Linked DNA regions of Homo sapiens: region 2 is linked to region 1. Evidence: read pairs that join two places in POLR2A ChIA-PET (ENCODE). Cell type or tissue: PC-9. All regions are shown on one strand.

Region 1 (2,500 bases):
AGGCCACGGTCCGAAGGTTTAAGCGCAGAAAACCCACTCGGGTTGGCTCGTTCCCCGCGCCCGCCCCCGCCCCCCGCCTTAGAAATGAGCGCAGGGATGGGGAGAAGGGGTCTTTCCTTTGTTAGGAAGGGGAGACACTTGGAAGAGGGGAGGCACTTCGAAGAGGGGAAGAACGATTGGGTCCTCAATGGGGGGTGAAGGGTCGCGATGACCAGCCCCGCTCGACCACACATGCACCTGTCAGGTAGGTCCGAATAAGGAGTGGGGGCACGGCGAGGGTAAGGAGCCCGCCGGACCTGATCGATCCGGTCTCCGGATCCAATGGCTGCGCGCGAGAGCGAGACCAACCGCATGCCACGGGGGAGAGACAGGAGCGCGTGGCCCATCAATGGGACAATAGGACCTGACCATGCATGGGGCCCTAAAGGATCCCCGGGCACCTGGGGGGCCAAGCCCACCACCCTGGGGATGCACCAGCCGGGATGCACACAGGAGAAAGCGAAGCCCTCCCCGAAGGTTCCGATTAACGAAAACCGGCCGTGCTCCGAGGGGCGACCAGCCCCGGCCTCCTCAGCCCCTGACTCCGTGGAAGGAATGAATGGAGAGCAGCAGGGACCCGGGTGGGGCCGGCGCGCAGGGCTCGCCAGGCGGCACAAAGGCGGCGCCGACGGCAGAACCCCGCCACCCGCCCCGGCGCGAGCACAGCGCACGGGGCTCGTTACCCGCAACGACCGGCGCGAGGCCCCGCCGGCAGCGGCCCTCCCAGCCCCTCAGCCCCGCGCGGCTCGGGCGCGACCCGGTCGCCTCACCGGGAGCTATTCCTGCTGTTGGGGTCGACTCCCTTGAAGGTGGTGGTTGTGGTCATGGCGCCGAGGAGCGAGGTAGGCTGGCGCCGGAGCAGAACGCTCAAAGGGTCGGACCCGAGGGGCGCTGGGAAACTCCACACCCAACAGCCGACCACCGCTGCAGGAGCCGCCGCTGCCGCCTGTCCGGCCGATCGACGCCTTTATAGGGTTTTCAACCCCCGCCCCCTAACCCGCCGGCATTGGCCGATTCAAATGAATTCTTTCATTCCTATTGGCTCTCTGGAGTGCCAAGCACCATGCGGCATTACGATGGGCTGTGGCGGCCACGGCTCAGCCTAAGCCCGCCCCCTTCCTGGACTGGGAAGGCCTTGGGACTCTCTCCCCTCCCCCACCCCAAAATCTCGGCGATGATTGGACGGAAGGCGAATCTACCTCGCGCTGGGTGGAAGTCGTGCTGGCTGTCACTGTAAAACGTTACCTGACAGAGGGGGAAGCTCTTTCTTGGGGAGTTACAACCTCGGCAAGCAGAAGGGAGATTTGTCACTGTTACTGTTCTCTCATTTGCTTTACTGATGGTGGGATAGTAAGGGCATCCTCCTTAAAGGATGAAAAGTACTGCAACAAGTTGACATTTATCTGTTGAATACCTACTGTGTGTCCCATTTAGAAACCTAATAGTCTCAAAGCAGCCGCACAATGAGTCAGCAACAGAGAGCGCACCAAGATGATCCCTTTTAAAAGGACTGGAAATTCCTTACATTTTAATGTTACTGTTTAGTTGTAATGGGTGGTGCATGTACTGGACCAAAATTACAGTCGCTCCTATTTGGGGGCCTATTCTAAGGCTGGTTAATGCCTGGCACCAGGAATGGACTCATTCCCTGCTACCAAGACTATGGAAGCAGCTCAGGCCTCTGCAGCTGTTTATAACCCTTAAGTCATGACTCTTCCACCTGTCTGGGTAAATCTATCCATGCGACAAATGCAGACACACTTGGAGGATTCAGGAATGATGGTTTACAAGATCATAATAGGAAAGCCTTGGGCAAAAGAGGGCAGGCCCTTCTCATGTCTTGCATATTTCCTCAAGGCAGATGTCTTTGCTTGTCTCAATATTTCCATAATAATTGAACCACATTCCTCTTTGCAAAGCCACCTTTCAGGTAGTTGGAAGTTTGTATTCTGGGCAGTCTAGGTTAACCACCCTCCCCCCCCGGGCTTTCATGAAAAGCCAGTGAGAAGTTCTGTTCTAGAAAGCACGGATGATGCATTTATGTGCTTACCACAACAGCACGAAGCGCACCACTTGTTTGTGTTAGAATCTTCCCTTCTTTTTTTCCTTTCTTTTTTTTTTTTGTTTTTGAAGTGGAGTTTCGCTCTTGTCACCCAGGCTAGAGTGCAATGGCGCTCAATGCAACCTCCACCTCCCAGGTTCAAGCGATTCTCCTGCCTCAGCCTCCGTAATAGCTGGAACTACAGGCGTGCGCCACCACCCCTGACTAATTTTTGTATTTTTAGTAGAGACGGCGTTTCACCATATTGGCCAGGCTGGTCTCAAACTCCTGACCTCAGGTGATCCATGCTCCTTGGCCTCCCAAAGTGCTGGGATTACAGGTGTAAGCCACCGCATCTAGCCAAAATCTTAGCTTTTTTTTTTTTTTTTTGAGACAGAGTCTTGCTCTGTCGCCCAGGCT
Region 2 (2,500 bases), 730 kb before region 1:
TTTTACTGACGCATTTCAATCACAAAAGCCATGAGCTACATGGAGTTCCCAAGGAGGCAATTCTCCTTAGTACTTCCCGTTCGCCTGTACTTAGAGCCGCACATATGGGTCCATCAATACTGCAAACCATACATAATAATACACTTAAGCAATATATACACGTTATACATTAACCATTCCACAACAAACAAAGTAGCATTTAACATCGAGAGGAGAGAGATAGGAGAAAGAGTTAACAAACCAGTCCAGCAGGAGCAAAGAAGACAAAAGGAGTCCTGGTCTGGGCCCTGCTCTTCAGTCCTGCAAGGAAGAGTCTTTGATGTGGTAGAGGCTTCGAAGGCAGAGACTGGGTTGTTATCAGGAGGCAGTGCAAGGCTGTGCTAGGACCACTAGAAGAAGGCCTGCTCTTTTTTTTTCCCTGAAACTGAGGTTTCACTCTTGTTGCCCAGGCTGGAGTGCAATGGCACAATCTCGGCTCACTGCAACCTCCGCCTCCTGAGTTCAAGCGATTCTCCTGCCTTAGCCTCCTGAGGAGCCGGGATTACAGGCATGCGCCACCACACCCAGCTAGTTTTTGTATTCTTAGTAGAGATGGAGTTTCTCCATGTTGGTCAGACTGGTCTCGAACTCCTGACCTCAGGTGACCCACCCGCCTCAGCCTCCCAAACTGCTGGGATTACAAGCGTGAGCCACCGCGCCTGGCCGAAGGCCTGCTCTTTTAATGGTTACAGAATCCTTTGGTGAGAACTGATCGTGAGAGTGTGCTTCTTTGTCCATCCTTATCTGGTTGGATGCAGTCTTTGTTTGTTGATTTATTAAGCAAAACTTTTCTGGGGGTCAAGGGACAGGGTCTCACTCTGTTGCCCAGGCTGGAGAGCAGTGGTGCGATCTTGGTTCATTGTAACCTCTGCCTACTGGGCTAAAGCGATCCTCCTGCATCAGCCTCCTGAGTAGCTGGGACTACAGGTGCACGCCACCACACCCAGCTAATTTTTGTATTTTGGTAGAGACGGGGTTTTGCCATGTTGCCCAGGCTGGTCTCAAACTCCTGGGCTCAAGCAATCCATCCTCCAAGGCCTCTCAAATTGCTGGAAGTACAGGCATGAGACACGGCACCTGGCCAAGCAAAACATCTTATTCTCGTTGGGAAAGTACTCTATGAAATATAAAATGAAATGTTTTTCTAAGGTGGAGTTACTTATATTAAGGGTGTTTTATACAGTGGGTAATAGTCTTTTTAAAATTCATTCATTTTTCGTTTTTTTGAGACAAGGTCTCACTTTGTGACCCAGGCTGGAGTGCAGTGGCAGGATTTCGGCTCATTGCAACCTTGACCTCCCGGGCTCAGGCGATCCTCCTCTCTCGGTCTCCCAAGTGGCTGGAAACACAGGCATGCACCATTATATCCAGCTTATTTTTGTATTTTTTTAAGAAACGGGGTCTTGCTATGTCACTGAGTCTGTTCTCAAACTCCTCGGCTCAAGCAATCCTCCTGCCTTGGCCTCCCAAAGTGCTGGGATTATAGGCATGAGCCACCACACTGGGCCAGGTTATGGTCTTAATAAAGCTTACAGGAGATTGCGAAGAAGGTGAATCTAGAACTCCCAGGAACCATGTTTTCATAGGGATGACTTCAGACAGGCATGGGAAGTATTTTGGGAAGGGGGAAAGAGGGCACAAGAAAGGAGGCGATGCCTAATCCTTTAATTATCTTTTCAATAGTGGTAAGGCAAAAAACAGGGAAGAATAGAGAAAAAGAAATGTAAGGCTCTCGTTTTCTTTTCTTTTCTTTCTTTCTTTCTTTTTTTTTTTTTTTTTTGAGATGGAGTCCCACTCACTCACCCAGGCTGGAGTGTAGTGGCATGATCTTGGCTCACTGCCACCTCTGCCTGCTGGATTCAAGCGATTCTCCTGCCTCAGCCTCCTGAGTAGCTGGGATTACAGTTGCCTGCCACTACGCCCAGCTAATTTTTGTATTTTTAGTAGAGATGGGGTTTCACCATGTTCACCAGGCTGGTCTTGAACTCCTGGCCTCAAGCAATCCACCTGCCTCAGCCTCCCAAAGTTCTGGTATTACAAACGTGAGCCACCACGCCTGGCCAAGGCTCGAATTTTCTTTTTTTTGAGATGGAGTTTCGCTCCGTTGCCCAGGCTGCAGTGCAATGGTGCGACCTCAGCGTACCACAACCTCCACCTCCCAGGTTCAAGCAATTCTCCTGCCTCAGCCTCCTGAGTAGCTGGGATTACAGGCATGTGCCACCATACCCGCCTAATTTGTATTTTTAGCAGAGATGGGGTTTCTCCATGTTGGTCAGGCTGGTCTCTAACTCCTGACCTCAGGTGATTCACCCTCCTTGGCCTCCCAAAGTGCTGGGATTACAGGCGTGAGCCACCACACCCGGCCAAGGCTCTAATTTTCTAGAAGGTTTCATTGTGGACCCCTCTGTGCCACCTCACCTTGGCCCTACCCTACGCTGATCCCTGTTTCTCCAAGAAGCAG

Evidence for each region. Peaks named below come from ENCODE experiments on the same cell type or tissue, not always from the same donor. Only the 100,000 strongest peaks of a DNase experiment are listed, where the experiment ranks them.
Region 2: POLR2A ChIA-PET joins it to region 1 with 13 read pairs; 2 of 35 experiments call an interaction of 5 or more read pairs at or near these places.

The regions. Positions count from the first base shown.
Region 1 is chr17:75,153,533-75,156,032 of GRCh38, forward strand. JPT1 (Jupiter microtubule associated homolog 1) reads right to left here and starts at 980. Exons shown (of 5, transcript NM_016185.4): 1 at 810-980. The coding sequence starts at 865. RefSeq lists a silencer at 576-815 and an enhancer at 1,468-2,063. In PC-9, no CTCF peak of the experiment used is centred here; DNase peaks (open chromatin) are centred at 1,129 and 1,849; H3K4me3 peaks cover 1,426 bases; H3K27ac peaks cover 675 bases.
Region 2 is chr17:74,420,032-74,422,531 of GRCh38, forward strand. No RefSeq gene overlaps it. Among named protein-coding and RNA genes, the nearest start is that of GPRC5C, 11 kb to the right of the region's middle. In PC-9, no CTCF peak of the experiment used is centred here; no DNase peak of the experiment used is centred here.